Linked DNA regions of Homo sapiens: all the other regions are linked to region 3. The links are chromatin contacts, found by Hi-C in ENCODE. All regions are on one chromosome and are shown on one strand. The core of a region is the stretch at or near the end of the contact, and the rest is flanking DNA. Distances in the headings are between cores, read along the strand shown. Region 1 holds the start of LINC02343 (long intergenic non-protein coding RNA 2343). Region 2 has its middle 190 kb from the start of LINC02343. Region 3 holds the start of NBEA (neurobeachin).

Evidence for each region. A loop is a pair of places that touch in the nucleus more often than their neighbours do. Pooled maps may share reads with other maps.
Region 1: a map of PC-9 shows a loop between it and region 3 (3-fold over the local background). The contact joins the promoter of LINC02343 here to the promoter of NBEA in region 3. A Hi-C loop is called at or near these places in 2 of 168 maps with a recorded cell type or tissue (PC-9 and heart right ventricle) and 4 of 50 pooled maps.
Region 2: a map of PC-9 shows a loop between it and region 3 (3-fold over the local background). The contact joins the enhancer-like site here to the promoter of NBEA in region 3. A Hi-C loop is called at or near these places in 3 of 168 maps with a recorded cell type or tissue (Calu3, PC-9 and endothelial cell of umbilical vein), 6 of 37 single-sample maps with no recorded cell type and 16 of 50 pooled maps.

The regions. Positions count from the first base shown.
Region 1 is chr13:34,346,748-34,350,738 of GRCh38, reverse strand. LINC02343 (long intergenic non-protein coding RNA 2343) reads right to left here and starts at 2,696. Exons shown (of 4, transcript NR_146542.1): 1 at 2,615-2,696.
Region 2 is chr13:34,155,445-34,159,189 of GRCh38, reverse strand. No RefSeq gene overlaps it. Among named protein-coding and RNA genes, the nearest start is that of LINC02343, 190 kb to the left of the region's middle. RefSeq lists a silencer at 1,870-1,929 and an enhancer at 1,438-2,637. Within about 2 kb of position 2,034, at least 13 of the 41 ENCODE cell types and tissues checked have a DNase peak (open chromatin) inside an H3K27ac peak, as active enhancers do; they include PC-9 and endothelial cell of umbilical vein, where a contact is called at or near this core.
Region 3 is chr13:34,940,200-34,943,835 of GRCh38, reverse strand. NBEA (neurobeachin) reads right to left here and starts at 1,566. Exons shown (of 59, transcript NM_001385012.1): 1 at 722-1,566. The coding sequence starts at 1,015. LOC124903231 (a long non-coding RNA gene) reads left to right here and starts at 1,646. Exons shown (of 2, transcript XR_007063908.1): 1 at 1,646-1,696; 2 at 2,134-2,515. RefSeq lists silencers at 1-15, 1,075-1,194, 1,635-1,704 and an enhancer at 1,875-1,984.

The DNA.
Region 1 (3,991 bases), core at 1,447-3,946, 590 kb after region 3:
GTATGCATATGCATGTGTATGTGTATGCGTGCATGTGTCTGTGTGTTGGGGATGCGATCGGGCATAGTAAATATTTTGGGGAATAGTAAGAAAATGCAGCATCGCATTAATTGGCACATCTTTCATAAGAATTTAAACACCATGTAGCTCACTTTACAGAACTCAAACATGCTTTCTGAACTGCATTGAATTGAAGGCAGAAACACACCTTTGCCAGGATTACTCCAGGGAATTTAGTCACCAGCAAACGTGGAGTGGATTCTTTATAATGTGCCTATCTTTAGTTATCCAGGTGATAACAATGAATGACAGATGAAATGGCAACCAGAAGGTCTGACTATTTCTGAGGCTGACTCTACAGCTAGAAATGCTCCCCAGTGGCTCCATTCTTTGAACTCCATTAATAGGCTTTCTTGCCTTCTGGCTTTCATTTGCGTTTGGTCAGTGGTGGTGGTGATAGGAATAGCCGTCAGGGGAGGGGAACACAAGCAGCAGGCTAGAAGGGGTATGAAGGAAAGTTAGGTTGGGTATTTATTCCCCTGGGTTCTTTACAAGGGTTACTTTAGGCTGGTTGCACCCCTTAACTGAAATACACACTTCTATGACAGCCCCTTGGGTATCTGCTACCTCTTCTTTCCCCCGCAAGGCCTAGGATGGAAACAGGAACTGCCTTTACCAGCTCTGGTCTCTTGCACTATCTCCTGTGATTTTCCTACCCCTTGCTCATGACTTTGTAATAATTCCATTTATTAGCCTTAACTTGTCCCAATTTTCTGCCAAGATGTCTCTGATACACAGACCAACTGAAGTAATGGGACCCTAAAGCAAGTCTAAACCCATTTGTATGTGATTTTTCTCCATTGAAAGTTATGTAATACCAGACTTCCTTGCTCACAAGAAAGTTGTCAAGGCACAATGAGAAAGTAGACGAAGAGGCTCTGGAAGCGTTAAAATAAAAAGGCAATTCAACGGTAAGATGCTAATGCACCTTATACAATATCATCTCTGTATCTTTTCAGCTATAATAACAGGCAAGAGTAAAATGCTTAGTCACTTACTATCCCAGGAAAGTGGATCCTGTGCTTTCTGGGATGTTCATTAGGCAGCATCTTGCTTTCTACCAATAATTCAGCTGAGCATGAAAAATGTGTTGCACAAATTCCAAACTTCATCAGAACATCCCCACACTTGGCTGGGTGCCCTCCATTTTGTGGACACAGATGTCCAGTTGCTGAGACAAATGAGTCACACTGGAAATCAGTAAGTGCAATAAAACCACACTTGACTTTCAGAGTGCAGCTTGCTTGGAATGCATGGTTTTTGACCAAACTCAAGGAAGAACTTTACTGGGCATTCCAGGAAAGAGCCTCTTCTGGCTTAGGATAAAACAGTCCTTGAGGTGCCTCAGCACCCAGCATTCACAACACTCTAGGGTATACATTCCCATTGGGGCACCTCTCCATATCCTTTGCCCTGGCCATGGGCTTGCCCAGTGAGGCACAGGGATGTTTGAAGTCCTGGGTGAGCAAGCATGAACACAAGGGTTAAGCCGTCCTACCCTGTTTTCTCAGGTGATTGTTCCATACTCAGATTTTTCAGTATTGTGTGTTGATTGCCACATACCCCAAGTCTAGGTTCATCCATTTAATGAAATGTACCTCACTGGCTACAGCACTCACAGGTTTGAGCTAAGCAGGAAGAAAATGTATAAGGTGTAGCAGGTAGGTACTTTCTTGCCTGATGCATTCCACTCCTTTGATAAACAGAAACAAACAAACAAACAAAAAAAAACAAAACAAAACTGAAGGCTAGGAATAGGGTTGGAGAGCAAAGAGGAAGATCGAATTTTCTTGGACATTTTGCTGTGGAGTAGAAAGTAGAGAAGTAGAGAGCAGGAACACAGATATTTGGCACAAAGGAGGCTTTGACTTGCTAGGTACATTCTACAAAGTTTGGGGGGCTCTCTCTGGAAGGGTTCCAAGCTTGGGTAGCATCTCTGCATATCAAGGTCTCCCTGGTCTTATGTCCTTCAGACTAGACTCGAAAGTCTGATTGTTTCAGCAATGCCTCAAGGCAATGTCTTACCACCCATTTCACACGCAGTTTCTGGAATAGCCTCCTCACCTCATCTGTCTTTCTTCTCCTCCTTTACCATAGCAATAGGGACCTGAGTAGGGAGGATGCTCTGTGTCCCTGGTTCCCTCCATCTTCTTGGAAGAGTCTGGTCCCTCTCCTGATAGAGTTTCAGGTTTGCCCTGATGATCTAGATGAAGCAAAGTGTGGTGACACTTCGCTGAATGCTCTGTCAGTGTGCCTAGAAATAGAGTCTCTATCAGGGCCGTTTGCTTCCTATCACACTCCAACTGGCAAGCAGGTGGATTCTCTCACTTAGCAGCTGGCTCCCATCTGCCCCCTGTCAGTCTGCAAATATTACCCGAGTTAAACGCAAATTTCTAGCAGTGATGTGCACAGCCACAAAAAACATATGGATTCAAATATATACTTTTGAAAGTGACACCTTAGTTCAGTCATTTAAATTCGTTAGCTCAAAGATCGGTTTCATTAAAACTCCCACTTCTGCTAAACAGAAATCATGCTGACGTCAGGCACTTACCTCAATTCTCAGAAGTTGAGCAGGTCTAAGCCATCCTGTTCAATACACAATTCCCTTCAGTTTCCCTTACAAGACCTCAAACAAATGTCCAGGAACTGATTCAGGATATATGTTCTCCTCGGAAACCGGTTACTCAAGTTCTTGGTGGCTAATTACAAATACAGTAAACAAGGGACTTCACAGGGGAATCATTCAGTCGAAGCCAGCAAGGGAACTGGTGACCTTCAGTGTCACAGAGCTGGACTTCAGCACAATTAGTTCTTACAAAACAGAAAGCACATGGATTAAAAGCCACAGACACATCCTGAAGATACTTCCCTTATTTGTATACTTTTTAACTTTTATTTTAGGTTTGGGGGTACACGTGAAAATTTATTACATAGATAAACACATCATGGGGGTTTGTCATACGGATTATTTCATCACCTGGGTATTAAGCCCAGTACCCAATCGTTATCTTTTCTGCTCCTCTCCCTCCTCCCACATGTCCCTATTTCCTTATTTTAAGAAAACAACGCAGGTCATATCCCCACAGCTCTTCCTAAAGGTAGATGAATGAACTACAGGGTTCTATCAAAGACCCTCTGGGTCCAGAACTATGTGTGTCAGCTCTAGTTTACTAATCCCTTACTGAATGCATTTGACAGGATCTTTGCTGTTAACAGGGGACAGAGCAAGGACACGTGACATGTGACTTAACCTGTAAAATAACACAGCAGCTCCCATCCCCTGCTCCTCAGAGAGCTCATGTTGGTCTACAGGAGCAAGGATGTAGAGTCCCTTTCCCCTGTGTCTCCCTGAATGACTCTCACTTGGCCATAATTTACAATGAGAGGGTATACATGCTCATGGAGGATGCATATCTTTGCCTCTGTCTACCCTGACACTGGCCCTGTGGACTGGAAAGTCTTTGAGAAAATTGTGAGATCCTGGAATTGTGTGATTTCCTTCCATGCACCCAGGCTCTGAATCAGAGCCTAGACAGTGACCATCACTGGCCAGGGAGAGTCTAGAGGACATGTCATGGCTGTCATTTTTGTATCTCTTTTGTTAGATTCCTGATATCATTTATGGTCACAGGTCATTTTGCTGAAAAGGAGGAACGTGGGATCAAGTTCTGTGACTTCAGAGAAGAGTTGCGTGTACAAAACTTTGGGAGAGGATCACCACAGAGAGGTGATAAGAGCCTACTTGATCTTTTTCTTCTTCTTCTTAAAAGTGATAATATGAGCATAAAACTATTTACAGCTTTAAACAGCTTCAGTACTAAAGCGTGCATAACACATTCCTCTCAACTGAACAATACACAAGCAGGCATTCTGGAGATTTTATTGCAGCAGATTGGTGTGATTATAAGTAAGAAGATTGGCATAGTTA
Region 2 (3,745 bases), core at 785-3,284, 790 kb after region 3:
AAAGAATGAAGATATGAATGTGAAGAATTATCTCCTTCCCACTTAAAGCCTAGATCTGGCTCTGGGAAACTCCAATAATTTTATTCCTTTTCATGGCTCCAATCTGGTCTTTTTACTTCTCACAAAACTATATCTACTGCCAAACTTTGCCAGCTGAAATGGAGTTTTAAAGTCTAAGTGTGTTGAAGAGATGCACTTGAGTCTCCACTTGCCTCTTTCCTGCCCACCCTGCTATATTCCCAAGAGCATCTACCATCTTCAGGTCTTGTAAATGTATGATCCTCTCACTACTAATTTGGTGAAACTTGTAACTAAGAATAGGACATCATCTTTCTCCATGTCTTCTTTGCCTCCTTTTCATGTATAGAGGATCTTCTCTGCCTTGACTCTTCCAGGGACCTTGAGATACCATCTTTGTATGTATCTTCCAAAGAAACCCAAAGTAAAGGTAGAAGAGCAAATATGTGGTCAACTCTGGGGTTCAAAAAACGCTTATTAATGGCAAGAAGAAAAAAAGAAGGGAGGAATGAAGGAAGGAAGGGAGAGAGAGAAGGAGGGAGAAACAGAAACAATCCAATCCAGAGATCTATTCTTGCTGCCTTCCACGCCTATAGAAGGTGTAAAAAGCTTCCTCTGCACAGAGAATAGGCTCGTTCAATAGGGAGCAATTTCAAAACTCTGAGGAAAATGTAAAGGAATGATATAAGAAGTCAGTACTTCAGATACTCCTTCATACAGCTATAATATCAAGTCATATTTTTAAAAACGACTCCAGGAAAAAAATGTATTTTTTCTCAGGAAGATTTATTTTCAGATAAATTTACTTTAGACTTTCTTAAAAACTCTGAATCCATGAAAGGCTGATTTTTATGGTAGAATTATGTACTTCCTTTGCAAGGATGTGAGCTTATTGAACATAAGGTTAAAAGGAAAATAAGACCTCAGAATTTTCTTACCCTTTAAAAACACACAATGTTTTCATGCCCTTTTGATGAAAAGTGTTGGTGGCGTAAAAAAACTAAGGGTACAAAATACCTAATAGAAGCTCATGAAAATTTAAAATTCATTAGTTGGGAACTTACGATAGTTTTGACACTGGCTAGGTTGACGTTGTTGTTGTTGTTGTTGTTTTTCCATTGCCTGTGATAAGGTATTTTGAAGCTATTAAAAAATACAAATAGGTATTCAGGGGAAGTAGTTAACTCTTTAAGAGCAGAAACTTTTGGAGTATTTTGCCAGCATCTCTTTACTGACAAACAGTATTACCATTATTTTCAAACTCATTCAATGAACCAAGTTAGATGAGAGCTTCTACACCATTGTGTGGGACTAATTGAGATTCTGGGTGGCCTGAGAATGGAAAGGCTCCTGTAGGTGCCATCTGTGTCTCTCACTTTGGGTACATTAACTTCTCTCTCCACCCTCCATGAGTTGCAGAAAAGCTGCTCTCTGAGAAGCTCGCTGTCTCCACCGTCCTGGGACCTACTAGCTCTGAGAGGGGAGGAACTGGGCTTACTGATCTTTTATTGGCAATGTCCATCATACAGTGAGTACTAAACATGTGAGCCACTATTATGTAAGTATATGTCATAGATTTACTTGCATTTTATTTTGAAATATCAATTCCATTTTTCTCTTCTTCATTCCTGCATCCTTCCCCTATCCCCCAGTCATTCCAAATGTGCCCAGCATTTAGCACAGCTCTGTTGGCCAAAACATGGATCAATTGCTTATTTTGGACAAACAAAGAACTTCATTCCTTCCTAGCAGATGTGTGTCTGTAAATAACCTCAAGAATAACCTTAAGAAATATTTTTTCTCTCTCTCTCTAATGACATTTAAAGAAATGAGGCTTTCTAGATAACAGGCTCCACGGCCATGTGAGCACAGTGTCTACACAGGTGGCTACTGCCCAGCCCTCAGTGGTCTCCTTAGAAACCAGCCTCTCTGCACGGTGAGTCAGAGGCGGCAGGAGGAGCTGGGCAGTGAGTCATGTCAGGAAACGGCATGCTCCGTGTGCGAGCAGATGCCGGTTTATTTCACTGATTCATTTCCACCTACTTCCTCCTACCTCTGTCTGCACTCTCAAATGAACAGAAAGTTCATTCATCTCGCCTCTTGCCTGTGATGCTACATGCTCCCCCTATTTCTCGGAATGCTTACCATAGGCCCCACAATGCTGGATGCCGTACAGATCAAGCCACCCCTGTTCTCTGCGATGGGACACTCTAAGAAGGAGGTGTCACCCACATTGTCATCCCTGGTTTTCAAGTTAACTGCCATGACGGACTTCATGATGAATTTGTGGATTTTCTCACAAGCCCTCACACCTCTGTCCTTTGAGCATTTTGTCAACAGTGGACAACTGCTGTGATTCTTAACACATTTAAAAAAAAAAATGTGATCGCCTGTAGTCAAGTTTCCCTGCTTTGGAAGGGAAGGGGATCCATTTTTCAACTCAGAATTAGAGGATGAACCTGTTAACAGGGAGAGGCTGAGAAGAGAAAAAATGGGGAGTTAAATTCAGCTCTAAACGCTATGGAGAATCAATAAATATCGACAGGCAAGGGGGCAGAAGGAAGGAGAGAGGTTTTGCCAACCTCAACTGATATCTGTTAATAATACCAAACAGCAATCTGTCATCAGCCTGGCAACACTGGATTTTCCCCAAGGAAAATCCAGGGTCCCCTCCCAGCAGTTCTTGGAGAAAGAGCTTAGAGTTCTGAGTTCCTGGGAGAGGATGGACTGTAGGCGGGATCAGAGTACTGAGATCCTGACAATTAAACCTGCTTACATTTTCCCTGCGTGCAGACATGGTGTTTGGAAACAGCAACCTCCAGTCATCTTGCTTAGCTCTTTGGGGTTCTGGTCATACATACATCTTTCTAAACTTCAAAAGTCTATGCAAGCACACTGACCTGGCAGGTTATTTGAATTCTTGTTCTGGTTTACAAGTCTTTCTAAGACATTTACACCAGAGCTAGAAGAAAGAGACCGGATTTTGGAAATTGCTCACAGGTTCGAGAGAGGATTACCGGAGCACAAGAGCCGGGCGGAGGTTGTCTACTTTTTCTGCTAAATTGCACAGTAGATTCTTTCAGACCTTGAGGAAGAGATTAGAGAAAGATAAATCAGAGTGTTATAACCCTGTGCTGAGTCACAGCTCTGAGGTTCTTTTATATTGCTGGAGGCAGCTTTCAAAATCCGCTGTTTGCGTGTGGCTAGAATAAGGATTTGTCCCTCAGTCTCAGGACGTATCCTGGTCGTGTCTAGTCCTTCAACCTATAATTCCAAATCAGATGAAATTTCTCTCCAGATATTGTGAAAAATACTCTCTATATCGCAAGGTTTTTTTTTTTTTTTTCCTAATGTGTAAACATTTCTCTACCTGGCATATCAGCAAGGCAAAGACCCAAATATTAATTGTCCTTCTCCTGATTGTGTGTGAGTCACAGGACTAAGCTCTGTGGGGTAAGAAACAAATTTTTGAAGACACAGTCTCTTGCTTCCAGGTAGTTGGTCCCAAGCTAATAATAATAGGTACCATCTATTGCAGTCTGCTGTGAGCCAGCCATTTCACATTCATTATCTTATTTAATCTTTCAAATAAATAAATCATGTGTTGTGATTTATGCTATCTTAATGGGTTAAAAAATCATAGTCAATTCTTCTGGTTCTGTTGAAATGTATTCATGCAGGTAAACATCTTTAATCCCATATTAAAAAATTAAGTTATTAAAATAAA
Region 3 (3,636 bases), core at 317-2,816:
ATGCCACACTACTGAAAGTAACCACAGAAATCAACCTGTGTGATTTGGTGTCCTCACACACCTTGTGTGCACAAAAAATGACTAAGAGATCAGTATATTCAGGGCAATATTACAAAGAAGGGACGGCTGCTTCTGAGATGGAGGGGGATGGATACAGACACAACACTCTCCATCATGGCCTTGGAATATTTAAAGACAGATGCAAAACTGCATCATTTTCTGTCTCCTTCGAAAACATCACACCCCAGCTGCTCAAGTTGGAAGCTAATGCGCTTCTCACATTTCAGCAGCACGGGGGAATTTAGGCTCCAGGGGCAAGGCTGTCATCCTCGGAGAGCGACACCAAGGACAATTAAGTGTGAGAAAAAGAACCCCAGAGAACAGGAGGCCTCCTCACCTCCTAACTAAACTCTAAAGTCGACCCAAAACCTTCACCGCGGGTACTGGGTTACTCGCGGTCCTAAAAAGTGAGAAGAAGCGGTGTTAAGTTGGGCACTGCGCTCAGGTGGCAGGAGAGGACCAGAAAGAGGAGAGGAGGGAGGTGGCGTGGCTCTAGCAGCGCGCAGGCAGGTCACCCGCTGGGCAATACCGGCTGAACGCTCTGCGCTCCCAGGGACGCGCGGCGCGTGTGACCCTGGGGGTGAAGGGTGGGAGGGAAAGGCGCTGGGGACGGTGTATGTGGGGACTGGGGAAGCAGATTGAGAGCACGCCTTTTCCTTACCAGGTTGAGCACCGTCTCCACGATGTCCCTGTTGCTGACCTCTCCGACCTGTATGAGTCCAATCAACACTGCGAATTTCATCCGGATGTTGCGGATCGGCACCGAAGGGTTAATCATCCCCGCGGGGAGCATCACCGAGCCGGAGCCGGACGCCCCCCTTAGCTCCCCCATCCCGCTGCCCCCGGTGCCGCCACCACCGCTGCCCCCGCCGCCTCCGCCAGCGGCCCCGACGGCAATGAGCCCCACGGGCTGAGGCTCGAGCCCCGGGCCCGGGCCCGGCTTCTCGCTAGCCATTGGCCCCCCTCCTGAGGAGAAGGGAAGAGCAGCGGCGCTGCCGCCGCCGGTACCGTTATACCTGCCTCGGCCCCCGCCCCCCGGCCGTCGCCTCGGAGCCCCAGCATCCACCAGCGCCGCGGCGCCGGGCCCGCTCCCCGCCTGCGCCTCAGCCCGGCCCGCTCCGGCGCTCTCCCCCGCGGAGGCGGCGGGGGATCCGCAGGCTTATTCTCGGCGGTGGCGGTACCGCTAACCGCTGCCGGGCAAGCGGCTGTGCCCGCCCAGCAGGTGTGCCGCTGCCGCTGCCGCTGCCGCCGCCGCTGCCTCTGCTCTCTCCCTCTCCCGGTCTGTCCGGCCCGGCCCGCCCCCCGCGGAGATGCTGCAGCCGCTCCGAGAAGCCCGAGGACGCGAGCAGCTGGCCACGACGCTGGCCGGTGCTGAAGCTCAGGCTGTGGCCGATGCTATTGACGCTGCTGCCGCCGCTGCTACGGCCACCACTGTTGTTGTGAAGCCCCGACGCCGCCGCTCACTCCGCCATGTTGCCGCCCCCTGCCTGCGGTAGCAGCCACTGCGCCTGCGCACAGCCTCCGGGGGGGCGGAGCCCTCGGTGCACCCCCTCTTTTGCCCTGCCCTCCTTCTCTTCCCACCCACCCACCCCGACACCCCTCGTCCCTCCCCCAACCACCCCGAACGGATAGACAGGTGAGCAGGTGCATGGGGACTGCTGCCAGACACTGGGGCAAGCTGGCAGAGGCGGGGCGGGTAGTGGCTTCCTTGTGGTTTTTCCCTTGAGGGCGGATTCTCCCTTTGGGGAAGGACACAGTGTGCATGTCTTGCCTTCGCTGCCACCTCCTCCTTCTCTCAATATCCTCTTGCTGGGAGGAGGTTCCTCATCTCAGTTGTTGCATCCAGCTGCTGCTACTGCCAGTGCCACGTGCCTTGTAAGGTAGGGGAGTGGCAGACGACCTCTTTCTGCCCCTCCTCGCCCTTCCTCGCAGTCCTGTCCGCCTGCCCTCCCTAGAATTTCCCAAAGAAAAAGTGGCTGGCAAAGCAGAAACAAACGCGCGGGGGGGCGGGGGGGCGATCCTGCATTGTCGGGGGAAGAATACAGACGGAGTGTAATGGTGCTTTTTCTACAGCCATGAAAGAGGCTGACACCTGCACACTCAGGCACGACTTAAAATAGAACTTGTCAAACAGTGATCCTCTCTGGATCAAGCTCGGAACAACAAACAGCTCTTGAACTCGCCTCCCAGCCTAAAAAGACTGCAGTGTGTGACACTGTGGGGTAGTTTGGTGGGAACGACAAATCCCACACTTTCAAAATCCTGACAATCCTCAGGTATGATGCCAATTATTAATGTTTCCTTTTTTCACAGGCACGTACAATTCAGAGGACTTTCGAAATTATCTAAAAACATGGGTGATTCTCACTGCCAGCCTTGTCTGTGAGAAAAGTACATATCTATGTCTGCACAGATACGAGACAAAAAATAAACCTTTAATTTTTAAAAATTAAAATGTACACAGTAATCTTGCTGTTAGTATTGAATTAAAACTAAATAGGCATGACTGTTCCTTGAAAGGAATGATATAATTTTCTTTAATATTTCATGAGGTCTTCCCTTTTCAATAAAGATTATTGCAAGTCACCAGAAATATTAGGTATCTTGAGGTATATTCAGATCGTTTTAATTGTCCTCTCAAATGAAAAAGGTCAATATACAAATCCACCATAATCAGTTTTGTTATTATTCATATTTAATTGGACCTGCCAGTCAAGTTAACTCCCAGGATATGGGAACACGGTAAAATTCTAAGTACCACAGGTTATAAAAAAGTTCCTCAAAACCAGTACTTAGGATGAATTCTTGGTTGCATGTCTGTTTGTTTAAACTTGCACCAAAGTGATTGAATTGTTAAAGTAGTTAAGCAAACACTTCTGAAAGCAGTGGTAACTAGCATGTCCATTTAAATTAAATGGCAATTGAATTATAAAATGCTAGAATGCTTGAAACTGTACGGGAAATTTACAAAACATACAAGTCATAATAGTATGACTTGAGATATACTATATAATTGAAAAATCCTGTAACGTTTATATCCTTCTACTACATTTTTGTCTGTCCCAAGTGAGTATCATCTGCTTTTAAGAGTACTGTTTCATTTGCAAATTTAAAATGATATCTTTGTAAAATACATAAATCTAGACTGAAAGGTTGTCACACTAAGTTTTTTTACCCACTGTGCATATATCTATATGGCAGCAGGTTCTACCTTTTGCTATTTTTAGACTTCTTGCATGAGTACTTTGAGAGACAGTGACAACCTGAACTTTCTATTTCCTTTCTGAATGAATAGCTTAACATCATTTTTAACATTTCCATTTTGATTTTTCTTGTATTTTTTCTTAAGTAGTATGTATATGCAGTTGGTTGTATTTTTCTGCTCATTTTTCTTAGTGAAGATAGTGAGTGGGTAAAGATAATATCACCATTTCTAAGTAGGAAAACTCCACTTCTTTTGCCTACTTAATTCAATTTCAGAGATATTTAAAAGAGCTTACCAATTAAAAATCTTTCTCCAGTAGACAATCAGCTCCTCGCAGGCGCTATGATACTGTGGAAAGTGCATGATTCTTT